Linked DNA regions of Homo sapiens: all the other regions are linked to region 1. A link is a loop called in an ENCODE intact Hi-C map of the cell type or tissue named here. Cell type or tissue: PC-3. All regions are shown on one strand. Links, peaks and the distances in the headings refer to the core of each region. The heading gives the core; the rest is flanking DNA. Region 1 holds the start of SLC35F3 (solute carrier family 35 member F3). Region 2 overlaps SLC35F3 (solute carrier family 35 member F3). Region 3 overlaps SLC35F3 (solute carrier family 35 member F3).

Evidence for each region. Peaks named below come from ENCODE experiments on the same cell type or tissue, not always from the same donor. Only the 100,000 strongest peaks of a DNase experiment are listed, where the experiment ranks them.
Region 2: a loop joins it to region 1, with 5 times the contacts of the local background. A loop is called at or near these places in 6 of 110 quality-filtered maps.
Region 3: it touches region 1 in a loop (8-fold over the local background); 2 of 110 quality-filtered maps call a loop at or near these places.

Annotation. Positions count from the first base shown.
Region 1 is chr1:233,904,078-233,914,236 of GRCh38, reverse strand. It overlaps SLC35F3 (solute carrier family 35 member F3), which reads right to left and starts at 9,561. Exons shown (of 8, transcript NM_173508.4): 1 at 9,107-9,561; 2 at 8,479-8,708. The coding sequence starts at 9,159. In PC-3, for the core only: no CTCF peak of the experiment used is centred there; a DNase peak (open chromatin) is centred at 4,876; H3K4me3 peaks cover 505 bases; H3K27ac peaks cover 2,500 bases.
Region 2 is chr1:233,983,049-233,993,207 of GRCh38, reverse strand. The region is part of intron 2 of SLC35F3 (solute carrier family 35 member F3); the gene reads right to left. Among named protein-coding and RNA genes, the nearest start is that of SLC35F3, 83 kb to the right of the region's middle. In PC-3, for the core only: no CTCF peak of the experiment used is centred there; a DNase peak (open chromatin) is centred at 3,727; H3K4me3 peaks cover 886 bases; H3K27ac peaks cover 2,500 bases.
Region 3 is chr1:234,104,385-234,114,543 of GRCh38, reverse strand. All of the region lies in intron 2 of SLC35F3 (solute carrier family 35 member F3), which reads right to left. Among named protein-coding and RNA genes, the nearest start is that of SLC35F3-AS1, 160 kb to the left of the region's middle. In PC-3, for the core only: no CTCF peak of the experiment used is centred there; a DNase peak (open chromatin) is centred at 5,433; H3K27ac peaks cover 1,587 bases.

The DNA of each region.
Region 1 (10,159 bases), core at 3,773-6,272:
TAGACCCCAACTTTCTGGTGTTAATCTCGAATTGGAGGAGAGAGGAGCTGAGTGAGTTAGCATGGATCAGGAGTCTACCCCTGGTCTAATCTACACGGCCCAGGAGGAAGATGATGTCAGTCTGGCTGCTAAGGGCCCAAACGGAGGATGTAGTACAGGGCAGTTAAGGGGTCTTGAGCTGGGAAGCCATTCCAAAGGTGCCTGCTCTGATGGTTCTCATGAAGACATGTCACGTTCTTCCCTAATTTCCTCCTCCCCTAATCCTTTAACCTTGCCTGTAGAACACATATTTGATTCCATCAATACATTTTCTGTATTTCCCTGGGCCCTGTTCATTTTTTCCACATCATTTTTAAAGTTACCAAAACTGGACAGAACACCCCAATATAAGACTGGATAATGTAAGTTCTAGGAGTGCGATTACTTGTCAGTGTTTTTAGCAGGGTTAAAGTGAAGACTGAAGAGAACCAGCAACAGAAGTCCCATTTCTTGACAGAGGAATGCAATTAGAAGTGTTTCTATGCAGGATAATTCTGGACGACCCTACAGAAATGTAGATGCTTACTTAGGAGCCATTTGTGTATGTGCCTGAGGAAACGGCCACTTAGGCCTTTAATAAGTACATTTAACAAATGTTTATTGATCGAGATACTCTGTGCACTGTGGAAGAATCACCAGAGTTCTATGTGCCAAGACCACAGTGAGGGGTGGAGACACAATAACAAGCCCTGCCCCTAGAGAGCTTTCTATCTGCAACAGCTTCAGCCACATTCTTAAACTAGTCGTGACTATGTAAAAGAAGTGACAACACTATAGGAGATGCAAGAGCACCTCCTGTAATCAGTAAAGGCTCTTGGGAGGAGGTGACACTTAGGCTGGGACCTGGATGAGGAAGGTGACAGGCATCAGATGACTGGTACTGTAATGTACTGTAGTCTGTTTCTGCTCACAAGTCCAACTTCATACACGACACTCCTGCCCCATGATGTTCTAATCAAGCGGAATTACCGTCTAGCAATAGCTGACTACATTCCCGTGCATATGTTGTCCCTTTGCTTGGAATGCAAACCTCCCCTCTATTTCTGTTGTGAATGACTCCTCCAGCTGAAGAATGAACTCACTGATATGAGAAAGGGCTCCCCAGGCACTGCAAACTGATCTTTATCACACCATATAAACACTTCAGATTTTACCTACTCCAGTAAGTAAGCTTTTAGGGCAAGGACTGTGTCTGCCATCACTAATCTCTGCATTCTGGCACAAAGTAAATGCTCAAAAGATTTGCTAAATGGATATAAAGGTGCATTAATAGATGCCAGCTGTACAGACATTGGAAGAGTCCTCCCTTTTCCATGGTTTTGCTTCCCATGGTTTCAGTTATCCTTGGTCAACTATGGTCTGAAAATACTAAAAGGAAAATTCCAGAAACAAACATATCACAAGTTTTGAATTGTGTGCCATTTTGAGTTGCATGATGAAATCTTGAACCTTCCCACTTCATCCCACCCAGGATGTGAATCATCCCTTTGTCCAGCGTATCCACGCTGTCTACGCCACCTGCTCACTACTATATAAGAAAAAATAGTGTATATTGGGTTCAGTACTATCCACAGTATCCACTGGGGGGCCTGGAATGCATTCTCCCTCCGATAAAGCGGGACTACTGTATTTCATTTAATCTTCACGACAATCCTAGAAAGTAGTTCTATTATCTCCTTTTCGTTTTTTTTGTTTGTTTGTTTCTTTGTTTGTTTGTTTTTGTGATGGAGTCTCACTCTGTCGCCCAGGATGGAGTGCAGTGGCACGATCTCGGCTCACTGCAACCTCCGCCTCCCGGATTCAAGCAATTCTCTGCCTCAGCCTCCCGAGAAGCTGGGATTACAGGTGCCCACCACCATGCCGGTCTAATTTTTGTATTTTTAGTAGAGACGGGGTTTCACCATCTTGGCCAGGCTGGTATTGAACTCCTGACCTCGTGATTCACCCGCCTTGGCCTCCCAAAGCATTGAGATTACAGGCATGAGCCACCGCGCACGGCGAAACTAGAGGCTCATAGCAGTGAACTTGTCATATAGCTATGAAGCTGGGATGTGAATTCTATTTCCTCTGCTCCTCCAGACATTAAAAAAACTAAGTGGACACCCCTCAGGGCTGCAGGGCCAGAGCATCCCTAACAGCTTACAGTAAAATGCTTAACAAACATCAATGGTGCATTTGCATGTGGATTTATGTTTGAATGCAACTAACCTGAATGTTTCCAGCTGCTTAAGGAAAGGACCAAGGCTCAAAGCTGGAGAGTTTTAGACTAGACTAGACTCTTTTTAATGAGATCCAGGAGGGACTTCTGAAGAGCAGGGAGAACTCTCCTTGCCCACGTCTCCCTAAAGCCTGGAAGACTTCACTTCCCTGGAGGTGAGGCCATTTCCCCATCACCACCATATGCGTACTTCAGATTTCACCTGCTCTAGTTGGAAAGCTTTTAGGGTGAGGACTGTGTCTCCCATCACTTATCTCTGTATTCTGGCACATAGTAAATGCTTTAAAAGTTTGCTAAATGAACAAATGAAAATAAAGGCACATTAATAGGCACGAGGGATTTCTAACCCCATGGCAGATGCGAAGGGTTTATAACCCCATGGCAATGATCTAAGTGAGCTGGGGTCACCTCGTTTCCTTAAAAGATAATAGTTCTGCATTTTCATTACATCAAAACTCAGAAACTATTTACTAAATTGTTAGCATATTTAAGAATAAAATTAATTCTCTGACCCAATAAAAAATGCTGTGCTCTAATGCTCAACTCACCACCCCCTCAAGCCCTCTAACTCTTTTCTTTTAAAATCTTCTCCATCTCATATTTCATATGCCAAGCTCCATTCTAGAATAAACTTTTACAACCAAATTATACATCTCTTACAAGTGGGTCATTTTTGAATTGCTGACCTGACCTTTACTATTTTAGGAGGATCAGACAGAAGTTGCTCACCATGAATTCAATGATACTATAAGTCACTGTTCCATTTAGCACCGGTATCTACGCCAGCAACATATACTCACAGTTCAGGGTGAACTAACAGGGACGCTAGGAAGACAGCCTTTCCATGAGCCCTTCCCCCTCACCTCATACAAACCCTTTACAACTTTTAAACCTGGAGAATCCTGAAACATGCAATTTCCTTGTCACCAGGTGTGTTATTCAGTGCCCTACATTTTTTCAGCTTGAACTAGAAAACCTCCACCCAGATAAGCTGGGATTTGTTCATTAACCTGCATGTTCCTGTCCCAGGTTCACGTTGCCAATAGCGGGCTGGAGTGGGCTAGAGACAGTTGGTCTTTTAAGACTGACCCTCTCTCCATTCTACAAATGACTTAAAACTCATTCCATTCACATTCTGGAAAAAAGCATTTAAATCTCAACATACCAGAACCTGTAGTGAATAATAGTTGACGTTCAACAAAGTGTATAAACCTACTCAAATGATAATTGCACTTCATGTTAAGCAATAAGCATGACCCCCTTCAAAAAAGCTATTCGTAAAATGTTTTGGGGACTTTTTACCCAGAAAAGGATTTAAGAGTTCAATATTTGAAAACATCCTTTAGGGAAACCTTTCGGAAAGGGAAACATCCTGCCCACCCTTAGAATGTCTGTGTTCTAATGCAGGTTTGTGTTGACCTGTATTTCTAGACGAAGGCACACCTGGACAGTGAGCCACCTCTTCCAGCACTTCTCTCTCTATTCTGACATACACTGACTGCTGAAAAAAGGTTTTTTAAATGAATAAATGAAAATAAAGGAGTATTCGCAGATGTTCCTTCATCCTGCAGCAGAGCCTCTATCTGGAAACTCCAAGATATGTTCCTTCAATCATTCCTGTATGGAAATGCCACCAGCTGTCCCACCCTATCAGATGCCTGGGGCTGGCTGTCTACTATACAGATTTTTCCTGGTCTTTGATTCTCCTCATCCCTTCTCTAGCCATCTCCTCCCTAATTGGTGTCCATCCCAGAGAAATGAGAAAGGAAAAGGAAGCAGAAGATATTCTAATCAGTCATTTCTCTTCTACTGGGGCAAAAGGTAGGAAAGAAAAGGAAGTTATTAAAAGAAACTGTTCAGAGTCTCCTGAATTCTAAAGCACTTCCTACAGGGTGTCAATTTATGATGATTGGTTGTGGAATCATGCCAGCTGCAGAAGGAACAGGCTCTTTCAAATCTTCAGAAGACACTTGCACTGCCAGTGGTGATGATTACTCGATCTGGCCATCCTGAAAACCTAAAAAGTGGTCCAGGAAGAAAGGTGAGGAAGGAGAGGGTCAGGAATTTGTAAGGTAGGCCTGCTTGTTTAGCATTACTGGGCAACAGAAGAGAGTTCTATTGCAGCATAAATTTGGGGGTTACCCTAAATGAGTGGGTCTCAACTAAAGGCTGCCCCCCATGGGATACTGAGTTGCTACAACTTAGGGGGCAGGGTGGTAAGCTACTGACATCTAATAGGCAGAGGTCAGAGATACTGCTAAACATCCTACAATGTACATGACAGCTCCCTACAACAAATACTTATACAGCACAAAGGGTTAATAGTGCTGAGATCAAGAAACCCTGGGCCAAACCAAAGCTTATCACCAAGAATTCTGGTCCAGTCTGTGGTTCAGGAAGCACTTGTGATGGAAGAACTAGGAAAGAGTAGAGCAATTCCACATAACAGGAAGTCAGCATAAAGAGGTAAATGATACAAATCACTACAGAGGCATATTCAAAGCTCCCTGTCCCAGAGGTCAGTATTTCGTGCAGCAGCCATCCATTCATTCAACAAATATTTATTGAGTCCCTCCTGTGGCCCAGGTGCTTTCTGGGCCCTGGATCCACTCAACAGATGATAATTTGAAGAATTCCCAGGAATACTGCCAAGTGGTTTGGTTCAAAAACATGGAATGTGGAGCTTGGAGGACTTTTGCCACTGAGAAGAGGAACTGGGCCCTTCTTACTTCCTTGTTTACAGTTTAATTCTCAGTTGAATGTTTCACAAAAGCCATCCCTTTCAGACCCAGGAGCCTTTGGGATTTTTAAAAAAGAATCCTAGGCTGGGTGCGGTGGCTCATGCCTGTAATCCCATTACTTTGGGAGGCCGAGGAGGGCAGATCACAAGATCAGGAGTTCGAGACCAGCCTGACCAACATGGTGAAACCCTGTCTCTACTAAAAATACAAAAATTAGCCGGGCATGGTGGTGGGTGCCTGTAGTCCCAGCTACTCAGGAGGAAGCTGAGGTAGGAGAATCGCTTGAACCTGTGAGGCAGAGGTTGCAGTGAGCTGAGATTGTGCCACTGCACTCTAGCCTGGGCGACAGAGCAAAACTCCTTCTAAAAAAAAATACTATTATTTGGGGAAGCTGGGCAAATTTTAAGCCAGGCACGGTGGCTCACGACTGTAATTCCAGCACTTTGGGAGGCCGAGGTGGGCAGATCATGAGATCAGGAGTTCGAGACCAGCCTGGCCAACATGGTGAAACCCCATCTTTACTAAAAATACAAAAAATTAGCCAGGCATGGTGGTGCTAGTCCCAGCTACTCAGAAGGCTGAAGCAGGAGAATCGCTTGAACCCGGGAGGTGGAAGTTGCAGTGAGCCGAGATTGCACCATTGCACTCCAGCCTGGGTGACAGAATAAGACTCTGTCAAAAAAAAAAAAAAAAAAAAAAAAAGAATCCTTTACAAAATTCTCTTGTCTAGAGCGAAACTTGCGAATCCAAATGACTGAGTTGAGAATACTGAGCAAAGGTAATTTCTGTACTGTTCACAATTACCTCATTTATCTTAACAACCCAAACAAAATCTAAAAATGAAGAGGATACAAATGAATATTGGGTCATTCAAATGGTTTCTTCTGCTACAAGGGCAAATGACTTACATCCAGAAACTTTCACTGGCAACTCCTTCAGTTAGGACACAGATAAATCACTTTGAAAGATGACTGAAAGGTGACATAATAGCTTGGAGCTTCCATAACTCACTCTGGAGATCATGAGAATTTTTTTTTTTTGTCTTTGTTTTGTTTTTTTTGTAACCATCATCTCTCCCCATTTATAGAGTACAATTACCAACCAACAAATAAAGCAACTAGGTGATACCTACAGGTAATAGATAAGCCTCTTTATTATTATCAATTGAGTAGAAATGGCAAACAGCAAAAGTTCTGCCTTAAAACCTCTTCTGGGCCGGGCGTGGTGGCTCACGCCTATAATCCCAGCACTTTGGGAGGCCAAGGTGGGTGGATAACCTGAGGTCAGGAGTTCAAGACCAGCCTGGCCAACATAGTGAAACCTCATCTCTACTAAAAATACAAAAATTAGCAGGATGTGGTGGCGCACGCCTGTAATCCCAGCTACGCAGGAGGCTGAGGCAGGAGAATCACTTGAACTCAGGAGGTGGAGGTTGCAGTGAGCCAAGATCATGCCACTGCACTCTACACTCCAGCCTGGGTGACAGAGTGAGACTCCCTCTCAAAAAACAAAGAAAAAAAAAACAAAAAGACAACCTCTTTTGCTGCATTAATACATTAATAAAACATTACCTTCTCTAAATTTAAACATTACACCTAATTAATTCACCAAAATGTCAGTTGTCACCTAAAGCGTTATAGTAACAAGGAAATACCTTGGAATAAAGAAGAATCCTCACAGGAATAGAGAGAGTGGAATGAGCTGATTTTATTCATATTTCAATGATCACTGTAGCCTTCCCTGCTACTATTTACTCTTCCAGTGAAGCCTCAGAGAGAGGCATTTAAGAATTACCTCCAGTGATGCAAGGGACTCCATTTCCACATGGCCCTTCTCTTGTCTTAATTACAAAACATGTTGTACCAAACAGTCATCACTGCTGTAAGCTCTCTGGCAAGCCCCCAAATCACAAACCTTGGTGATAACTTCCACAAAGCACATACAGCCAGTCACAAATAGATTTATAAAGATAAAACCTTTTTATGACTTCAAGCACCAAAGAGATGACTTTATGAAGGCTGTCATTTATACCACTGTCTTTTGTTATTAAGGAAGCAGAAAATGGAAATAAGAATAGAAAATTGCTATTTTCTAATAGAAATTTAGAAAGCAGAAGTAAAACTTGAGCGTTCTATCCATGCCCATAAGAAATATGGTTTCCAATGGGGTTTAATTTTTGTTATCCCATGCCCAGGGTTTTTCAACCAAAAAGAGAATTTGGCCCCTTGTCTTCCTTTTGTAATAAGCTACAATTTTAGCAGCAGAGGCAAGAGATTGGAAGAGATACAGACAATTTTTTTAAAGGCTTATACCCAATGAAACACAGTCTTTTAAAAGCAAGTTGCATGAAAACAAAACATTCAAATCCTGTTTCTTCCTGCAAATAATTTTAAACTAACCAGCTAACTGCTAGCATACCACTGACCTTTGCCTTGGACTCGCAGGTTTTAGGAATAATCTAAAGATAGACATTTTTTTTTAGTGATGAATATGATTAAATTACAAACGCCCGTTTTCCCCTTAAAGACCAATAAATAATGTTTCAATTTTAAGCAATAAAAGGTCGAAAAAAACTCAAAATCAACAAGCTATTAATCTAGTCTTTATTACAAATGAAAGACGTCAAGGCCCATTTCTCATACGGACTGAGGTGGCAAATGGCAATCTCTTATGTCAAACTACAGTGATGAGACCACCTAATTATGGTTATATTTATAGATATCTGGATTTCATCATAATCAACCTCTCTCTTGCAAAGTGAGAAAAAGAAATGTCCACCAAATTAGTCCTGGTGACATAAGATAATGTCTGTCTAATTGATCACAGCATCCTCAAAGCCATTAGCTAGGACCCACGGAAAGAAAAACATTTCAGCTTCTCCACCTGACACCAAACATTCAACTTGCAGGGACCAACACCACTATCTAGAATGATCCCTATAGAACCTCCTTACTGAAGACCGATAAAATCCAGGGGAGAAGGGCGTGAACGGCATCCAAAATGAAGACCCCAAGAATTGTCCTCTATCATCAGGGCTAGGAGATGCAAGGAAGAGTTAAAATCCTGGCTATGTAAGTCAGCATCTCCATCTGAGCCTGGTGAGACCTGACCGAGGGCCCTGTGAGACTTTCAGATCCGCGGGGAAGCCACACTGTCCGGGATACTTTGAGTTTCTGATCTGTTTCCCACGGTCTGCCACATAGGAGTGTCCTCCGTATTTGGCAGTGGAGAGATAAGGATACAGAGAGATCCTGTGTGTGGGAGAGGAAGGGGTGTAAGAGAACGCATCAGAACGCCTCAGAGGTCCAGGAGAACTCCGTCTCCGGGCCTCTTCCTCGAAGTTGCAAACCTGGGTCTGTATCAGCAGGCAGGGCGGGAGGGGGTGGCTGGACGCCTCACTGCGTGCGCTCCCCGAGGCTGCTGTGACAATGGTAAGAAGATGGACCAGTGAACGGGAAACATGACGTGAGGGGGTCTTACTTTTGCAGCTCGCTGCCCAGGGCTGGTAGCCATAGTAGCCAGTGATGCGCAGGATCCGCTCCTCGATGGACGTGAGCCCCACCGGCCCGCTGGTGAGATCCTCCACGGAGCGCGACCATTTCAGATCCTCCTTAATCGCCTCGTCCACCACCAAGTACTTGAGCTGCCGGAGCTGGGGGCTGATGTCGGACAGTCTCCGGGGGCTGACGTCCGGTGACCTCCTCATGCCACTGCGGTCGCAGGCGCCACGGGCAGGTGGGTGGGCAGGGGGAGCATGGACAGAGAGGAGGGGATTCGTGAGGAGCAGATCCCAGGGCGAGAGCAAGAGCGCGGCCGGGGCCCTCCGGGGGCGAGCGCCGCGGCAGAGCCCGCGCTCCTCCCTTCCCGCCGCCACTCACCCACTTCCCCGGGCAGCTGTCCCCAGTGCCCTATCCTGGGCGTCTCGGGGCAGTGCGGGTTGGGGCGAGTGGCGAGGGAAAGAATGACTGAAACTTCCCGAGCAGCTCCACCGCGCGCGCCGCCCTTCCCCGAGCCTCAGACTGCCCAGTGTCCCAGCTGCAAAGGGCTACCCCGGCGCTCCGGCCTCCCGCCCGCCGGCTCGCTCACCCACGCCCGGGGCGCTACTCACACGGCAATGCTCTTGCCCCTGGGTGCGCCGCTGGGAAACTCTCGAATCCCCATAGGCAAAGACAGAGTGGGACCGGCAGCTCCCAGACTTGAGGCGGAGGGGCCGCGGGCCGGAGCTCCCTGCAGCCGCTAGCCTGGGAAGACTGGAGTGCGCTGCCCACCGAGGGTCTGCGCCGCGCCGGCCGCCCCGGGCCGCTTTGTGCGCGCCCGCGCGGTCTGTACCCGAGCGCCTCCGCGGCGTGCGGCACGATGCAGGCGCGGCGGTTCAGCCCGGTGACTCCAGGCCGGCCCGCGCGCTCGCCGCAACGACCCGGCAGCCGAGGCAGCGCCGCGCCCCACGCCCGTCACCGTCGCCGCCGCCCTAGCACACCGCAGGCGTGAGTCTCGCCGCGACCGGGAGAGCCCTCCCAGCTGTGCGCTCTCGAGGCACCTGGTCGGGCGGGGAGGCGTCGGGTCGGGGCGCACAGGGGCCAGGCGGGGGCGCTGCTGCCCACTTCCCGCCTCCCGGGCGTGCGCTCCGCCCCGGAGCCCGCACCTCGCGCCCGCGCTCCGCCTGGAAGCCTTGGGGCACCGGACGCGCTCCTCCACCCTTCTCTTTTGACTCAAACCCTGCCGCTCCCAGTTCAGTACTTTTCTCTCTCTCTCTCACACTCTCTCTCTCTCTCTCTCTCTCTCTCTCTCTCTCTCTCTCTATGTATATGTCTGTCTCTCTCTTTCTCTAAATTAGCAAAACTACTTGGAAAGAAAGAAACCTGGTTCCATGCTCAGCATGCCAAGTGAATAAATGGCGTTTCATAGGCAACGCTGAGACACAAAATGTATTATCTATTACGCTGTGGGGATCTCTCAGTCAGACCTGGTCCTCAGAGAGCTTACTTTCCCACTGATGATGCAATTACGAAATCAGTTCTCTCTTCATAGATTTCCATTTTAAAAGCTTCTCATCTTTTTCCTTACCACCCCACTGCCCCCGACGGCCGAAAGGCATTCTCTTCAGACTACCTAATCACCTTTCCTAATATTATTTTTCATCGGGGCAAATTTAGAAAAGATA
Region 2 (10,159 bases), core at 2,590-5,089, 80 kb before region 1:
ATCACTTGAGGTCAGGAGTTCGAGACCAGCCTGGCTAACATGGTGAAACCCCGTCTCTACTAAAAATATAAAATTAGCCGGGCACGGTGGACAGCTAATTGTACCCTCTGGATTTTTTTTTCTTCCATGGAAGTCAGTTTGAAGAGCAACATGAAGAGCAAAGGGAGCATTAGGCAAGGCACGGGCATTTCAAGTACATTCAAATGACAAAGTGTATTTGGGAAGCATCTACAGCACAGAGGGTAAGCATTTGTGGGAGATGATTTTTGGGAGCTGCCACAGGGGCCCAGACAGGCTGCCCTCCCACTTTCCCTTTCAGACAGGCTGCCCTCCCACTTTCCATTTCTGTTTTCTCTCCTTTGCTTCACATCTCACTCCAGATGCCCTCTCTTTTCTAAGATGCTCTTGTAATAATCCCTGTCCCTGCTACATTCCCCATCGAGATGAACTCTTGTAAGAATCATTGTATATTTGGATTGTTAACAATGGTGCTATGGTTTGGATATAGTGTGTTTGTCTCACCAAAACTCATGTTGAAATTTGATCCCCAGTGTGATGGCATTGAGAACTGGGCTTAGTGAAAAGTGTTTGGGTCATAGGACAGACCCCTCATGAATGGTTTGGTGCTATTCTCGAGGTAGTGAGTGAGTTCTCTCTTTTGCAAGACTGCATTAGTTCTCATGGGAACAGATTAGTTCCTAAGAGAGTGGGTTGTTACAGAGCCAGGACACCCCTCAATATTTCCACCCTTGACATGTGTCCACTTCCCCGTCGACCTTCTCTGAGATGATGTGATGCAGCAAGAAAGGCCTTGCCAAAAGTCAGGGCCACGCTCTTGAACTTCCCTGCCTGCAAGATTATGAGCTACATAAACCTCTTTATAAGTTACCCAGCTTGAGGTGTTCTTAATACCAACACAGAAATGGACTAAGACAGATGGGTTCCTTTACCAGATAAAATAGCATTCACTTATTGTATTTATTTAGTGTGATGGGGCAAACAGATCTCAAAATAAATGAACAGAGGGGGTGTCCCTCCTGCCCTTTGCCCACCAATCCCACCCTCTCACATTCTTGTCCAGAGAGCACCACGGCCGTCTGGGATTGGAAGGTTGCTCACCATCGTGTGGGTTGGGTGTCTGCTTCTATTCTCCAACTGACCTTACAAATTCCTGCATTTACTCGCCACAATGTTCCCATTTCTTATCAATGCAATGGAGGCTTGAGCAATTATCCATTAAATATTTCAAGAGAAGTTCTTTTTCTTTGTGTTAGGAAAATTCACAGGCTTATGTTTTCATTTTGTTTTATTCAACTTGATTTTGGGGTATTTCATAAAAATATGTAATATGCAGGTAATAATATAAAATTAAATAAACAGGCAAAATAATGATGATGCTGATGATGATGATGAAAAGTAGCTGGAGGCAAAACTTAGTCCTCTAAATGCATGAAAGGTACCTTTGAAGTTGCAAAATACAGACTATGTTAGTTGTTGAGCTTCCTGGTAGCCAGAACAAAAAAGAGACACTAATTAGCTAAAATACTTGTAGTGGTCATAAGTAAAAAACAAATTAGGGTAAGTTTTCCTTAACACTATAGCACAAGGGGCCCAATGAGCTGGCAAAGTTCATCGCTTTTGGACAGGAGAGAGTAATCCAAGAACAAAGGAGGAATTGAACACTCTCTAAGTCTGAATCAGCAGCCAGGTAATTGTACCCTCTAGTTTTTTTTCTTTTTTCTTTATTTTTCTTTTCTTTTTCTTTTTTTTTCTTCCATGGAAGTTAGTTTGCAGGATCTGATGAGCTAAGTATTCCCAACATGAAGAGCAAAGGGAGCATTAGGCAAGGCACGGGCGTTTCAAGAACATTCAAATCACAAAGTGTATTTGGGAAGCATCTACAGCACAGAGGGTAAGCATTTGTGGGAGATGATTTTTGGAAGCTGCCACAGGGGCCCAGACAGGCTGCCCTCCCACTTTCCCTTTCTGTCTTCACTCCCTTCTGCTCACTACAGCTGTGGCTTTCTGGAGTACTACCTGCAAGATGCTGGGGCTGTGCCAGAGGTCCAGCCTTAGGAAGAAGGGCACAGTTACTGACACCACTGCAGCGATGGAAAGCAGGACTCACTGCACATATTTGCAGTCTCTCTTTAGAAGATTTACCAGGAACATCATTTTAATAAAAGAGGGGCCTTGGAGAGTTCACAATGCTCACTTCTGAAAGGATGTGGAATACAGATGTTCCCTTCTATTACATAAGGGCAGATTTGCAGGCTGCATCACCATCATCACTGTCAACAGAATCTTCATTATCATTTCATACATACCTTTACAACAGATGCCAATTATTTTGCAGTTACTATTTTCTAGGCATTTAATTAAACAGTTTACACATATTGTATATATTTTTTGATGCTTGAGTATTTTTTCAGCTTTACGGATGTGTAATTGACACATTTTAAAATGTGAGTATTCAAGGTATGCAATGTAATGTTTTGATATGTGCACACATTGTAAAATGATTACTGCAATCAAGTCAATTCACATATCCATCACCTCACAGAGTTACCTTTGTGTGTGTGTGTATGGCGAGAATACCTAAGATCTACTCCCTTAGCAAAATCCAAGAATGCAATACATTGCTATTAAGTACAGTCACCATGCTGTACATTAGGTCTCTAGAAGTTACTGATTTTACAACTCAAAGTGAGTACCCTTTGACTAACTTCGTCCCATTTTTTCCACCCCCTGAATATTATTTAAGTAAAGAAACAATGGAAAAAATAGAAAATTGGATGTGAATTTTCCCATGTTCACATTGCTAATAAGTAACAAAGCTGAGCTTAGAATCAAGGTCAGTCTACTCTAAATCCTTGGCTGTAAACTCAGTCTTTGTGTTTTATTAAATTCATACACTCCAAACACTAAAATAAAACTTGAGCATGCACTTCTAGTATATGTGAGTCACTTTTACGTAAATTATGTATTAATGAATAAATACTATTATGTCCATTGTGAAACCGCTAAAACATATATTTTAAAGGATGAAAAACCTAAAGAGGAAATAAAATAATATTTAAATTTTTTCTTTATTACTAGTACAATCTTCTGCTATCACTAATATTATGAATAACACATCATTATTTTTTAAAACCTTGGTTTGCTAGTTTATGATACAGTGATCCAAAGATCTGAATGTAACTTAAGTTTCCTTTGACACAGATACTCACGACTAAAAAATATTCTATACAAAGACATGGGGATCAAAATGCAATATGTATATCTGAGTTTCTTATTAAATAACGATAATCATTTTTTTCAATCTCATCCACCAATTAGTCAAAGATTTTTGTGATAGCCCAGCTAGTAAATTTCAAATTTTCTTGAACTCAGGTGCAAACTAATCAGAAGGTCAGATATTTATATATGTTTCATGAATGGATTCAAAACCTACTAAAGCTCTTCATTTCAGGAATATCTTTAAACTGGTTACAAAATTTGTTTCTAATTTCTGAAAAAGAGTTTAGGTATGAGTTTTAACATGTAGCATTTTTTTCAGTGAAAATATTCATATAATACTAGAAATATTTTAAAACATGTAGTTTCAAAATGTTCTCTATGAATCACCAGTTCCTTTTAAAAATACGTTATTTTCTCACTCATGAAAACATCACCTTTCCCTTTATTGGATAGAATCTGTTTGTTTCTTTGTGTGTAATATTTGCTTAGTACCACATTCTGACAGCCTCTGTTGTAACAGAGAAGGCCACAGCTTATATTGCTTGACTTTTTGCAAAAGAAAAACATAAATGTATAACATCCTTAAGGTCAACATTTCTGAGGATTTTGCTATAATACAAACAGAAAATTTCATTATGAAACAAAAAAGTTTTCATAGAAATTCTCTGTCATTATAAAGCTTAGTAAATATTGCATTATTTTAGTATTGTTGTAATGAAACTAGCCAGATCAAGCTAACTTGGAGCACTATCAAAGGGTGATGTATTTAAACATTCTGAAAGAGAATGCGTGCAGCCCCACTGTCCAGCTTGCTATGTCAGGGAGTTCCCTATACTCCTCTGGTACCAGGAAGTCCTGGGCACTATGTGTAATCTGTGACCATCTTGACAAATGGATCAATCCAGCATCAAACATGAAAAATTAGAATATTAACAGTGTGAATCTAAATTCTTTATATTTTTGGATTAAAATATACATGGAAATTTAATAGTTTTCTAATGTCAGTGGATCATCTGTCCATTCTTGGAGAACTTTGCTTTCCACCACCATGATCTGCTGCCTCTCAATCAACTCTATTGCACTGCTTTGACAATCAAATGGGCAGGAGTAGGGTTGGAATCTTCTTTTGAAACTTAAGGAGAAACATCTGGTAAGGCTTGGCAGAAGTTTTACAATTCTCTGGAAATCTCACTTAAATGATAGTAAAGGATAACGAGGACAAAACTGCACAAGAACAGAGAAAATGGGAGAAAAAGTTATAAGAGACAGAGAAGTCCATATAATTTTAGAAGTAAGCAACAGATGGACAAATGGCAGCTTACTTAGGACACCCAAAGGAAGCTGAAAGCGTGCCTGTGTGGAGGATGGAAAGAGCATGTGGAGGGTGGGAATTAAGACAGAAAGCAAGCATGTTTGAGCCACAGGACCCTCAAAGAGCTCAGACACGAATAGCACCAGGCACTTCTGAAGGCAAAGGCACAGGTGGGGTTGACAATAGGGGAACTGATAGCAAGTCTGTATCAGAAGCAGTTAGATTCTGAATATGTGTAGACAAGCAAGAGCTCTGGGATATCCACATACAATTGGCTCAACTGAAAGTAGGGAATTAAGTTCAAGTTTACATATCCAGTGGTGAGCCTCTGTCCCCATTCATTTCCCTAAAAAGTAGCAACCAGCTTCATACCTTTTAAGCAAGAGCCTGGATGATTGCTTTCTGGAGAAACACAAGAGAAAAGATTTCCAGTTACTAATATTTTGGAGTCTTTTAATGAAACCATCTGATCCCTAGACCGTGACCCTGAAATGAAGCTCACTGCTTGATAAATACCACTCGTGTTCTCAGAGCTCCCACATAGACCTTGTGTATTTCTGGCTTAAAAATGAATGAACAGTAAAAATCACAGACATGAGAGGAAATATTCTAGCATATAAAACTGAGACAAAAGCAAACAGAAACAAAATCAATGAAGAAGGCAGAAGACCACTTAAAATCTATTGCTATAATTATTAACCTTCAAGACTTTGAGGAGTGAGAAGAAACTGAAATAACAATATAAAAGAACTCATTAAAATTAAAATATGGTATCAGGAGGGAAGAAATAAATAGAAGGGTTGAAACATAAATTTGGAGAAATCTCTGTAAAAGGTAGACATTTGGAAAATATGAGATCAAATATAAGAAGATTAAAAGATTAGTCTAGGAAGTCCAACATCTGAGTAACAGGTGGTCCAGAGAGAGAGAAGAGGGAAAATGGGAGGGAATGAATGAGCAAATAAATATTATTCCCAAATCTGAGAAAACGTGAACTTTTGGACTGAGAGATTCCACCAGATAGCCAGCAAAAATCATTTTAAAAGTCACAAGGTCAAGTCATATTATTGTAAGACGTCAAAATACCAGATGCAAAATCAATATACTAAAAGCTTCCAAAGAGAAAAGATAGATCAAAATAAAAAGATGGGGAATCAAAAAAGCTTCAGACTTCTCCTTAGCAACACTGCAATATACCTAGAATAGAATGGAGAAGTACATTCAAAGTCCAGAAAGGAAATAAATTGATACTTAGAATTCCATACTCAGTAAATCTCAATCAAGAAAAGGGCAGTAGACAGGCATTTTCAAACATACAAGGTCACAAATTTGTGGCAATCTTGCATCATTTCTTTTTCTTTCTTTTTGAGATGGAGTCTCACTCTGTCTCCCAGGCTGGAGTGCAGTGGTGCGATCTTGGCTCATTGCAACCTCTGTCTCCCAGCTCAAGTGATTCTTGTGCCTCAGCCTCTGGAGTAGCTGAGATTACAGGCATGTGCCACCACGCCTGGCTAATTTTTTTTGTATTTTTGGTAGAGATGGGGTTTTATCATGTTGGCCAGGCTGGTCTCAAACTCCTGACCTCAGGTGATCCGCCTGCCTCAGCCTCTCAAAGTGCTGGGATTAAAAGCATGAGTGCTCCCAGCCTCTTGCATCATTTCTGAAGCTGCTAATGAAGGTTTTGGCTCAATAAAATCAGAAAGAACACACATACAAAAAGAAAAAATGAGGTGAGGAAACAGAGGATCCAATACAGAAAAGAACTGAAGGAAATTTCCAGGAGGATGATGAAGGAAGATCCCAGAAAGCCTGGGACGTAATCAATCCATGTTGCAGCAGAACAGAAGACTCCAAAAGGAATGTCTGCAAAGAAATAAAAAAGTGAAAGAAATAGATGATCTAGATGGTTGAACCCATCAAGGGGAGATTTTCATCTGTTGAAGGGTATGGGCTAAGTTAGGAAGATACAAATACAAAAATAAGCAAATGTTAAAATCATTCAATTAAGAACTGCAAGGGAAAAAGTTAAAGAGAAGAAATATACTCACAGTATACAAAATGCCTCAAACAGATACACATAAACATATGTATATTTTATTAGCTTGGCTATAATAGTATATAATATATAACAACATATAATACATACATATACATATATGCTATAGCCAAGCTCATAAACTGTCTAGATGTTGATGCACAAATCATGAGAGATAAATCTTTATTTTCTACATTTGGAAGCTAAACCACCATGTTAAAAATTGGAAGAATATTCAGAACAAACATTTATGAAAGCAGAAAAAAGAAGAAGAGAGTTGAATGTGGCAGCCTCACATAAGTGGGAACTTGGGGTGGAGAGAAGTTGGGTAAAACCTAAAATCCTCAAAGAATTATTTGAAAATTTTAAAAGAAAGATACATGTATTATTTTATAAAAATAAAAATTAAAAGAAATGCAAAAACAGACTAATAAGGGCAGAATGTAAGAGTAATAGCTAACATTACTGCATATATATTGTGTTTGAAGCACTCTACATGATTTAACTCATTTTCTCTTCCCAGCAATTGTATGAGCTAAGTGCTATTGTTATAATACACATTTTTAAGATCAGGGTACTAAGGTCCAAAGACCTTAAGTAAGTTGCTCAAGGGTGCACAGCTAGGAAGCAGTAAAAGCAGAATTTTAACCCACACAGCCTGGGCCCAGAGCCTTCAATCTTCAACTCTCTGTTATACTACAAAGGAAGACACTTAAAAGCTACAACAAGAACGTTTGTTTGATTAAAAGTTCATCAACCTCTGCAGGAAGTTTCTCCAGGCAGGACCAGGAACTTTCCCAAAGTCTGCACCCACATAAAGACTGGTGGACAGCTATGGTTCCAGTATTCTCTGTCTTATACTTTTGTGGATGATTTTAGCTTAGAGAATTATCCAACATGGTCATTTAAAACGTTCCAATAAAGCACCCCCAGAATGTCTAAAGAAAGGCAGATTGCTGAAAGGCTGTGCTGAAAATGTACTCTCACTAACTTACATCACGTACCAATGATTGTAATTAGAATTAGATGGAGAAAGAACTGTGTGGGTCTCAAGCGGCTCCAAGAATCAAAGTGGAATTTTTTTCTTAATGGTCACAAGACTACTGCACACTTACATGACATGTTAAGAAATTAAAGATTTAAATCAGTCTTCCATATCTCTAAATTTGGAAACAGTTGATAGATTCTTCAGCTATAGATTCAATAAAAATAAGATCAGATAAAAGCAGAAATGACTGCACAATTTATGCAATATTTAATCCATCCTACAAAAAGACTCTGCATGGAGCACAAACAGAAGCTACATGACAAGTTTTGCTCTGTTCAATTTTTCTCTTTAAACTCTACTGTGTGCTGTTTGGTAAACGCTATTATTTCAGAAGGGAGAATCTCATCTGGAATCAGAAGATATGACGACATATGCCACTGAGGGGTCTCACTGATTTTCTAGGAAAGAAACTTTGATGAATTCACAGTGAATTCTTTCTGTCCTTTAAGGGCCGTTGAGCAGACCTCACCACCAGAACATCAGCATCATTACCAGCCTTTTATATGACATTTTACACCTTGGAGATGGAGCAGGGACCCCTCTTAGGGGCACCCCCCCAACCCCTGCATGAAAATAAAGGAAAATCTTGATTTCCTTTACAGGAAATTCCAGGCACCTAGCTAGTCCTGAGAAATAAATAAGCAACTTGATGAACAAGAAGATGATAGCAGCTTAAAACAATAACCAAGGAAGCTAGAATCATGGGATGTTTGGTTTTCTTATAGAAATTAAAGATAACATCTTAACATATGTCCCTGGGTTGCTCTTCAGAATCCTAGACCCCCACCAAAGACATCCACTGGCCTGTAGACCTCAGCTAAGGGGAAACTGAGGACGCAACTCTGACTGCCATTCTTTGTTCTAAATTTCTTCCTGAGGGTCCTGGAGGGAGTCACACTCACGAGCCAGAGACAACATTCTTTTCTACTGACCCCAAATTTGTAAACAAAGCTTCTCTTCCTTAAGTGATTGCAAATCAGAAAATCTTTGAGTCTACCTCTGACCTGTAAGCCCTCACTTCAAGTCATTCCGCTCTTTCAGGCCAGAGCCAATGTGTAACCTCCACGTATTGATTTGCAATTTTGCCCGTGGCTTCTGCTTTCCTAAAACTTACCCATCCCGTTAAAAACTCTTACTTGCAAGCCATCAGGGAGGTCAGGATTGAGCATCAGCTGCCTGGTCCTCCTTGCTTGGCGCTTTGCAAAGAAACACCTTCCTTTCTACTGCTGCAAACCTCGGTGTGCATATCTGGTCCTACTCCGTGGAGTAGTGGACCCCAGTTCAGTTCTATAACACTTTCAAAATACTTGTTGCTTTTCTTGGGTTTTAGCCCAAATCTTACAGAGGCAGCAGTGCAGGAATATTCATATTGTGGTGAGCTTAGGTGAACAAAAGAGAAGAGCCGAGTAGCTTTTTGAATCCCAACATTAGGGAAGAAAATACCTTCCTGGGACCAAGCACCTATGCGCTTCATCTTGATCTAATTTCTCCTGATGAAAGCATAGAGGAGAAACATATCCTGAACAAGGCCAGAGAGGAGGGAAAACGCAGGATGTGGTTGGGGCAACAGTGACTAGCAAATCAAATGCGTTGGGTATGATAATCCTAGTTCCTGAGCTTTCCGGCATAGTCTTGATTAGAACGTTGTATCTTGGTGTCATACCATGTGGTCTTAGTTCAGTTCAGGAAGCACTGATTCCAAATCCAAAGGAAACTCACAAATGCTCAGATATGCCGCCTCATGGGGCTCTTTTATTTGCTTCTAAAATTTTGACTGAGAGAAATGGTCCCTATTTATTGCTTTTACAGTGAGAACACCAGTGGGAGATTTCACTTTAATTTGAAGTTATGTATATTGGACACTGATCATCTTAAATTCTGTTGATGAAGTGGTTTCCAAAGGAGCTAGCTGGTAATGATGGCTAGCAAGGGAAGAAGGAAATCTGCAACCTTAAACTTCGCATGCAAATTAAGAAACTGACAATAGAGGAAACACTTGGAGTAATTCTATCTGTAAAAGGTAGGATAAAAGTTAAACAGAAATCATCAAAGATATTTTTCACGTTTTATACTCTTGCCTTTTGCTATGCTTCTGTGGGGGTACTGCACAAATAGAAATCGATTGTAGATGTTTTATGAAATTACTCAATTTTTCAAAATTAAATTTGTAGGGAGGATATTATTTATGAATCCAATTCTGTTGTAAATGAAGTTACCACCTTCCTCCTATAATAAGGTACTTGTTCCCGAGCTCGATGAAGGATTGTGTAATAAAGGAAACAAATAGTCCTTCTTTTGGCTTAATTAATTTTTTTTTAATCTTAATGTAACAAGTTTCATGATGGCAAAAAATTTGAAATGTATTTTCTGATTGTTGAGAGATAGAGAGGGAGGGCGGCAGAGGGAGGACTTGATCTCAAAGATGAATACAAAGTTCTGTGGTTTCTTTATTGTTCTTGGTGCACTTTCTTATCAGGGATGAAAAATGAGCTTCTAGTAAGAGCAGGGGGATGACGTGCAGCCA
Region 3 (10,159 bases), core at 4,190-6,689, 200 kb before region 1:
AGTCTTGATTCACAAATCCCTTAACTATCTCACGGTATTCTGCAATTCTCCCTTCAAACTAATAGTACTCCATTAAAATAGAACCTTTCATAAATATGTCAGTTTATAATTAAAAACAAATCAGCCATATTGGAAATGTAGTTTTATCTTCTTTCCTTTACTCACATTTGAAGGACCAAACAAGCAATCTTTTAAAAACAGCAATAACAACAAAAACTCAAGAATTAGGAGCTTTTCATAACAATTTCAGTGCACATTTTTCAAATTTGTTTTCCTTTCCCAAACTTAAGCAAAAACTCATTATCTTCTCATCAGCAATAAATACCATGATATAAATTTCCAAAGAACAGCAGAAATCTATTAATGGCATGCAGTGGTGTGCTGGAGCCAACTCATACTGGCTCATAAGACTATCGTGTGTATCTCCTTCCAAACACAGTCTGTGATGTCACACTGGTAGTTTGAAACCAGCCATAGTGGGAGCACTTACCCTGCGGAACTGGCAAATGCTGCAAATCAGGGTCCCTCTTGCCCCAGTCTCCTCCTGGAGAGCCGATTGTTAAACTCTTACCAGCACACATTGCATAAGGGAGGCAAGAGAACACTTGTATCCGAGTCTTTGCACTTTGCTGAGAAATCTCTTACGTGTCACCAAAACCTTTTCTTATTTTTTTATTTTGGAGATGGCGTTCTGCTCTTGCTGCCCAGGCTGGAGTGCAATGGCACGATCTCGGCTTGCTGCAACCTCCACCTCCCGGGTTCAAGCAATTCTCCTGCCTCAGCCTCCCGAGTAGCTGGGATTACAGACGCATGCCATCATGCCTGGCTAATTTTTGTATTTTTAGTGGAGACGGGTTTCATCATGTTGGTCAGGCTGGTCTTGAACTCCTGATCTCAGGTGATCTGCCCATCTCATCCTCCCAAAGTGCTGGGATTACAGGCGTGAGCCACCATGCTTGCCTACATGTCACCGAAATCTTAATGGTCATGAACTAAAGTCTATGAACACAAGAAAGACTTCATTTTAGGGCAGCCTATAATTAAACAATTTAATATCTTAAATCCCAATTATACCTTCCAACATTACATTTACATTTAGCAGCTTCTTCCTCCTCTAGCTTCTTTAAATTTCTCATAAATCAAGAGAAAATAAGTATTAGCCTGTAGTGAGTATGTTCAGAGCTTACTTTATGAAACAGTTTTCCTGGAATGCAAACAAAAAACAAATGCTTAAGGGATCTCCAGACAACTGCCAGGTTTCTCCTGGCTCCATCCTGATTCTTTTATGTCCCAGGTCTAAGGCCAAGGGCTTACTTTGATGATTATGGCAATTTAGTCTGTGGTTGGACGGAGAGGACAAATGTGGAAATTATCAGGGGCTCATAAGAGTGCTTTGATTATGTCAGAAACTTTAAGCACAGCACATATATTAATAGTTATTTCTTTTCTTTCTTTTCTTTTTCTTCTTCTTTTTTTAAAATGGGGATGAGGTTTTGCTCTTTTGCCCAGGCTGGTCTCGAACTCCTGGGCTCATTGGTCTCAAACTACTGGGCTTGAGCGATCTTTTCACCTCAGCCTCCTGAGTAGCTGGGACTACAGGCATATGCCACCATGCCCAGCCTCAAGTAAAAGTTATTTCTGAAACCGGTCATTAAGAATGTGAATTATAGGCCGGGCACGGTGGCTCACGCCTGTAATCCCAGCACTTTGGGAGGCCGAGGAGGGTGGATCATGAGGTCAGGAGATCGAGACCTTCCTGGCTAACAGGTGAAACCCTGTCTCTACTAAAAATGCAAAAAAAAAAAAAAAAAAAAAAAAAAATTAGCTGGGCATGGTGGCGGACGCCTGTAGTCCCAGCTACTCTGGAGGCTGAGGAAGGAGAATGGGGTGAACCCAGGAGGCGGAGCTTGCAGCGAGCCGAGATAGCGGCACTGCACTCCAGCCTGGGTGACAGAGTGAGACTCTGTCTCAAAAAAAAAAAAAAAAAGAGTGTGAATTATAAACTTCACAAAAGATTGGGTAAAATTTCCAAACACAATACAAGACAATAACTATTTGGGATTACTTTTGGAAATACGGGGTAGAAGATAAACTCTGATATGAGTCACATGAGAGAAAAGGACAGCAAGGTGTTCTGTGCATTGTTATAGGGAAAGTATGTGTCTAAGCACAGATTTTTTTGTTTTGTTTGTGACAGGTTCTCATTCCATCACCCATGCTGGAGTGCAGTGGTGTGATCCTGGCTCACTGCAGCCTCGAACTACTCCCAGGCTCAAGGAATCCTCCTACCTCAGCCTCCTGAGCAGCTGGGGTCACAGGCATGCACCACCATGCCTGGCTCCTTTATTTTCTTTTTTATTTTTATTTTTTTGTAAAGACGAAGTCTCACTGCCCAGGCTAGTCTTGAACTCCTGGGCTCAAGTGATCCTCCTGCCACTGCCTCCCAAAGTGCTGGGTTTACAGGCATGAGCCACTGCACCTGGTCTAAGCACTGAATTAACCAGCACAGCCATGGCAAGGATGAGAAAGATCTGAGGTTCTGCCGAAAGCATGGCCTGCATTTATCTCAGGCTGCTCCACTCGGAGGATGAGCTATTCTCAGGCGCTTGTCTCCCCCAGGATCCTGATGGGGACTACACAGGATACAGAAGGACAAGGCCAACCTCACCCTAAACATCTTGCTGTGTTCTGAAAGCCCCATCTCATTGTTTCTCCTATTTTTAAAAAAGTCTTCTTTTCTTTCCTTAGCATAATTCTCAGCTTTCTCCAGGCCTGAGCTCTGAGGCCGCTGTCCTGGGGAAGCTCTTCCTGTTGGCCTGGAATGTGGTACCCAGCAGCTTGGGACTGGATCGTCACTGCTGGCTGGAGTCAGCAGAGGGAGCATGGGTCACACGATGTGGCCACTGTGCTGCTGGCTCTTCAGCACGGAGTCTTCAGAAAGCACAGAGGACAACCGGGCGCAGCGGCTCACGCCTGTAATCCGAGCACTTTGGGAAGCCGAGGCGGGCGGATGACCTGAGGTCAGGAGTTCGAGACCAGCCTGGCCAGCATGGTGAGACCCCCGTCTCTACTGAAAATATGAAAATTAGCCAGGCATGGTGGTGCACACTTGTAATCCCAGCTACTCAGGAGGCTGAGGCAGGAGAATCGCTTGGACCTGGGAGGTGGAGGTTGCAGTGAGCTGAGATTGCGCCATTACACTCCAGCCTGGGCAAAAAGAGCGAAACTCCGTCTCATAAAACAAAACAAAACAAAAAATACAGGGGCCTTTTCACCAGCAAAGTCAAACAAGTCCACATGAACACAGATCAGGAGCTAGATTAAATTAATTCACTCTCTTACAAGAAAACTAAATTAAAATTTTATTTTTTTAATTAAATAATTAAAAATTAAATTCACTCTCTTACAAGAAAATCCAATGGATTTCTTTCCTCTGATTATAAAACAAATGTTTACCTTATTTCTCATCTTAAACTTTTCTGTTTCCCATTTCCTATAACAATGTTCTAAAATCTCACCGTCTAGAGATAGCCACTATGAACTTAATAAAGCTTATACTAGATTTTTCACATAATTACAAAAATAAGAGTCTTCTCATCTTTTAAAATTTTGTTTTATGGGGCTACACAATTCCATAATGTGGATCCACCTTAACAGACTTACTTGACATCCTATTTGGAGTGTTTAAAATTTTTGTCATTTTATAGCAAAAGATTTTTCTGTAGTTTGTATTATTTTCTCAAGACCAGTTGCTAGAAGTGAATTATTGTGTCTGAGGGTATAAGATCTATCTGGCTAAAAACCCTTCCAAATTTACATTCCCATCAGCTGTGGATGAAACTGTCTTCCATAGCATCCTGGCTAGCACTGTAATTCTAATTGTGTTATTTGTCCAAAAAATGGAATATGGTTATTGTGTTTTGCATTCTTTTGCTTACTAAAAAGATTGGCTGTATTGTATGGTTTTCTTCATGCATTAATTGTATATGTATTTAAAACACAATTTTATCCATCTGTCCACTCATTCAGCAAATGTTTATTGAACACCTACTGTGTATAAGACACTGTGCTAAAACCACACACATTATCCTGAACCAAAATCTTAATGGCCTCTGCCGCAGGACACCATCCCTTCCTGGCTCTGCCATTCCAGTTAGTGCCTCCTGTCGGCTGATTTGAGAACCGGTGTGAGTGTCATTGCCATCTTCCATCAATTGACACATTCTAGGAAATTCACCTTGAAAATGTCTCTAAGTGTCATCCCCTTTTTTTATTTCCACAACCACTAACTCTTATCCAGGCATCCAAGAGCTCTTGCAAGGAATATAGGATCTGAAGTGATCTTCCTCCTCCGTATTCAACCTACAAACTGATGCTGGAGCAGTCTACCTTTCCTCTGATCAGAAACCTTCCCTTTTCTCCACCTTCTCAATTCTCTAGCTTGAGCTCCAGGGTCTTTGCGCTTCTGGGCCCATCTTACCTGTCCTTCGCTTTCCATCCTTCACTTTCCTAGTCATACTATCCTTCACTTTCCGTCCTTCACTTTCCTAGTCATACCATAGCCCTGCCAACCAGAGCTAGTTGCTGTTCTCTAAACAGGTGCTACATTTTCTGGCAGCTGTGCCCCTGGCCATGGCATCTCGCCACACCCATCTTCAAAGCCCAGCTCAAATGCCTCCTTCTCTAAGAAAGTATCCCTATTACTGTGGGCCAGATCCTCCTGACTTCAGAGCCCAGGTGGCATCCACTGCGCCCTCTCTGGAACACCCAGAGCATGGTCCACTCCTTCCAGTGGCCGTCACCTCTTTGTCCTCCCCCTCTCCCTACCATCTTTGAGATCAGACAGTACGAGCTCACTTTTGCATCCTGTTGCCTAGAACAGTCCTAGCACACAGTAGTCCCTCCCTAAGTGTTCACTGAATTGAAGAATGAATGAGGACATACATATTATAGATAAATAAAGGTGCTAGCAACCATGTGGAGGAGTCAATGTGTAAGAAGGAAGTCAACCGCACAGAGAAACAGTGATGAGATGGAAAGGGAGACTCCTAAAAACATTCAAGGTGGGTTCTCTGGGGTTTCCTCCCTCCAACCATGAGGAGATGAGCTGCCTATGGCTTTAGGATGCATCTGCTTCCACCTTCTTTCATGTGCCTCTTCTTTGAGACTCTCATCTTCACTTGACACACATTTAACCTACAGGCTAGGCTCTAAAGCAAAAATTCTAGAAATGGCCTCCGTGTTCCTAGCCTTTCTCTAAAATTCCTTCCTGCCCTAAAACTATGAAGAAAGAAATCTTTAGCAGGGAGTGTTACTTTCTTTCACAAGCCTCTAGGCAATGTGAAAATTTCTTGAGCCTGGCCTCCACCCACTGGTGGCTTGACTCACTCTTACTGCAAACAATGCACACATAAAGAAGACTGCTCACAGCAGCTCTCCTTCTGCAAAACAAAACGCCTCAGTGTGTGGGGCTGCCTATCAGGATGGTCAGAGCAGAATGACTTTCACAAGTAGAATACTCCACTCCCTGAGATTGGTGGCAGGCATTTCAAACACTTCCAGAGCAGGAGACACTCTGAGGCCACTTGCCACCTGAAATAAAGTCCATAAATGATCAGAACGACTGTGTCCAGACATCTGGTAATGGCTATAGCAATTGCTTGTGGAGATTTATACCTGGGCTATGAGAGAAACATATTTAAAGAAATCAAAAAAGATATATATATATCTTTTATATATATATAAATATATATATCTTTTATATATAAAAGATATATATATTTATATATATCTTTTATATATAAAAGATATATATATTTATATATATCTTTTATATATATAATATATATTTTATATATAAAAATATATATATCTTTTATATATATAAATATATGTATCTTTTATATATAAATATATATATCTTTTATATATAAATATATATCTTTTATATGTATATCTTTTATATATATAAATAATATATATCTTTTATATATAAATAATATATATCTTTTATATATAAATAATATATATCATTTATATATATAAATAATATATATCTTTTATATATATATCTTTTATATATATAAATAATATATATCTTTTATATATATCTTTTATATATAAATAATATATATCATATATATAAATATATATCTTTTATATATATAAATAATATATATCATATATATAAATATATATCTTTTATATATATAAATAATATATATCTTTTATATATATAAATATATATCTTTATATATAAATAATATATATCTTTTATATATATAAATATATATATCTTTTATATATATAAATATATATATCTTTTATATATATAAATATATATATCTTTTATATATATATCTCACTTCCATTTGAAACAGGGTATCGCTATGTTGCACAAGGTTGGTCACTATATTTTTAATGGAAGATTGGGAATAACAGCCATTTCTGTGGCTTGTTTCAGTAAATGCTAGCACTTAAGCAGTGCTTTTTTTTCCTTAGGGGGCTTATGCTTATCATTACCCGTCATTCATACTTGGAAGACAAATAAAGAATTACAGACATAGCTGACTGCTAATAGTTCTGTGAGGCTAGTGCCCAAGTAAGCAAGTCAGGTTTTCCAAATAATACATAGAGGGAAAACAAAGGGAGTTGCTCAGTCAGTCTAACCATGTTTTTCTATAAAGTGTACTTTGAGTGCTTCCATTAATAAAAGAATGGAAGGCAAACAGATTTATTGTTTACCTCCTGTGTACCAGGGCCTCTGCGAGCTGTCTTTTAATGCTTTCTCATTTGATTTGTAAAACTTCTTTTATAGCTGAGGAAACCAAGGCTCAGAGAATGTAGATAAATGGACTGAAGCCATTTAGTTAGAAATGCCAGGAGCTGGGTAAATAGAGCCAGGAGCTCTATGTAAATAGAAGGTCTGTGTCCTTTCTGCTTTAGGGTGCTTCATCTAGTAGTCATACACATGATAGTGAACTAGTCATGATGCTCTCCACTGTAGGTACTATAATAGCTGAAGTGGTAGATTAAATTACTGGTGCCAATTCTTTACTCCCCGGTAATAGCAACCCTGCTGGCACCTTGATCTTGGACTTCCAGCCTCCAGAATCATGAAGAAATTAAAGTCTATTGCTTAACATAATAGCTGAAATGGTAGATTAAATTACTGGTGCCAATTCTTCACTCCCCTGTTATGGGATTATACAGCCACACCTTTTGTCACTTAACTTTGCAATACCTTCCCCACTGCAGGTGGAGTATACTTTTCCAACCCATTAAAATGGTTGTTTGGCCATTGACTTGCTTTGTCATAAGAACAAGCCCAGGGTGGGTAGCTCTTGGTCCCAGGAATTTGGGAGGCAAGTGGCACCACCTGAAGCCTAAACCATAGCCTAGAGCCCTGCCCAGGTGACTGTGGCCTGATGCAGAGGTGCTCAGCTCGGCTCAGTAGAGACCTCCCAACCTGCAGACCCACATACTAGAGAATGTTTTTGTTGTTGTAAGACACTGAGATTTTGAGTTTGGTTGTTACATAACATTATTGTGTTAATATTGCCAATGGAGATGATTAAAAAGTGACTTAAACAATTTTATAAATGACAAGAAGGATGGAGGATGGTAGCTCCAGGGTTGGTTTGGTGGATCCTTATTGTTATCAAAGACCAATGTTCTTCATTCTGCCACTTGGCCGTCCTCTGTGTCTCAGCAAAGTTCCCCCTCATGGAACCCTGTTGGTTGCAATAGCTCCATACATTGTATCTTCAAATGACAACATTTCAAGGAGAAAGTAAAGGGGCAGGTGCTATGGACTGAATTGTCTCTCCCTCCCCACAATTCATATATTGAAGCCTTAACCCTCAATGTGAATGTGTTTGAAGAAAGGGCCTTTAAAAAGGTGGTTAAGATTAAGTGAGGTCACTGAGATGGGGCCCTATCTAATAGCACTAGTGTTCTTATAAAAAGAGGAAGACACTAGAGCTGGCTCTGTGTGTGCATGGAGGAAACGCCATGTGAGGATACAGCAAGGAGGTGCTGTCTGCAGTCCAAAGAGAGAGGCCTCACCAGAAGGCAAACCTGCTGGCACCCTGATCTTGGTCTTCCAGCCTCCAGAATTGTGAAGACATAAAGGTGTGTTGTTTAAACCACCTAGCCTGTGATCTTTTCTCATGGCAGCCTGAGCAGACTAAGACAGAAGGGTAAAGGAGCTTCTTTTGTATTGCTCTTTCTTTCTTTTATCATGGAAGAAATCCTTCCCAGAAGTCCCCAGCAGACACTTACCCTTGGCTTGTTGCCCAGAACTGGGCCACATGACCACTCTAGACCAATAGCTGGCAAAGAAGAATGGGATTGCCAGCATTGGCATAGACCAATCATGGTGAACTACCTTGGACTGGGAACAATGCCACCCAAACAAATTTCGGGAGTATGTCCTTCAGAATAAGCCATAATAAACCGTAGTCATAAATTTCAGTGGCTCACAAGAACAAAGGCTTGTCTCACACTCACAGGGCATGTCTGCTGTGGGTTGGCTGCAGCTCTGCCCTACAGTTTCTTTGCTCTGACATCCGGAATAATAGAACATCTCTAACTGGAACGTGGCTGATATTGTAGTTGAGGGAAAAGGGAACAGGATCAGCTACGAGCTGGCTCTATAGCTTCTACCCAGAAGTAACATGCCTCATCTCCATTTACGTTTTATTAGCTGGGTAAATCTCTTGTCCAGTCCCGATAGCAATGGGGCAGGGAAGGACAATACTCCTCCAGGGAGGGAAACTGAGCTTTGTGAACATCAATACAATCAGTTTGCCTTTCTGATGACAAATATTCTCTTCTCTTCCTATATACAGAGTACTTTCATTTCCTTTGGAAAAGAGACAACCCAATGATTCCATTCAGTTACTGTCCAGCTCAAAGTCCAAGAGTCTCTGAGTGGTGCCTAGTAGGATCTTGCAAGAGGTGCAGACATGGCTCCTCTTTCTTTGGAGGCTGTCCCTTACCAGCCACTCCTCAAACCCAATATGCAATGGTGAATACCTGCTGGATAGGAATAGGATATCTGCAACAAAGCCCCATCTGAAAGAGAAACAACTGGATATACAGAACACCTATTGACCCATAGGGATTCTGAAGTCCCACTAAGCAGATACATGGAGAGCCCCTGCCCTGGGGACAGAAGGTCTTCTTTGATGAGGTCCTAGTCTCACTTCTTGGGAGCAGCTTCCCCAGTCAATTGTTCATCTTGATCATTGACTCCATTCTCTGGGAGGTCCTTCTTTCCCCAGTTATCCTCCTTGGACAAATCAGAAAGAGAATTGGAGAATATTCCTTTTCGTGGGAACTGAAGCACAATCTCTCAAGGCCTTCTTCCTACTCAAAGAGGGTTGGAGCCCAAAGGTTTTTTTTTTTTTTTTTTAACGGAGTCTCACATTGTCGCCCAGGCCAGAGTGCAGTGGCACGATCTCGGCTGACTGCAAGCTTTGCCTCCCCGGTTCACGCCATTCTCCTGCCTCAGCCTCCAGAGTAGCTGGGACTACAGGTGCCCGCCACCACGCCCAGCTAATTTTGTATTTTTAGTAGAGACGGGGTTTCACCATGTTGGCCAGGCTGGTCTCAAACACCTGACCCCGTGATCCGCCTGCCTCGGCCTCCCAAAGTGCTGGGATTACAGGCATAAGCCACCGTGCCCAGCCACAAAGATTGTTTTAAATCTCAAATGACACAGTCTGCTTTCATCCAAACTGGTGGGCCATTTGTCATTATCACTCTCATAAAATTAAATCATATTTGTACTAATTTGTTTTCAGTCAGTTCCATAGGCCTTTAACCACAACTACATTTTTTGAGATGCACCACTCTTTCTAGACTTAGGCAATTGTATTTTGAGTCTATCCTTGGTACAACTATATCTTTAGCTCCTTTTCTTGGACCATTTTACCTGAAAGAAAATATTTGCTACAGGTCATCTTAATGAATTCAGATGTTTCAAGAAAAAGCATTATAGCCATGCCATTGATGTGGCTCTTAGCACAAGGGTGACTTGTAATTGGCTGTTGTCATTTAAAGGCCTACTCAGTGTAATCTTTTATCTTTTGCATCTTTTAATCATGCAGGTCTCTGAACTTCTAGACATTCTCTATTCCCTTTCAACAGGGCT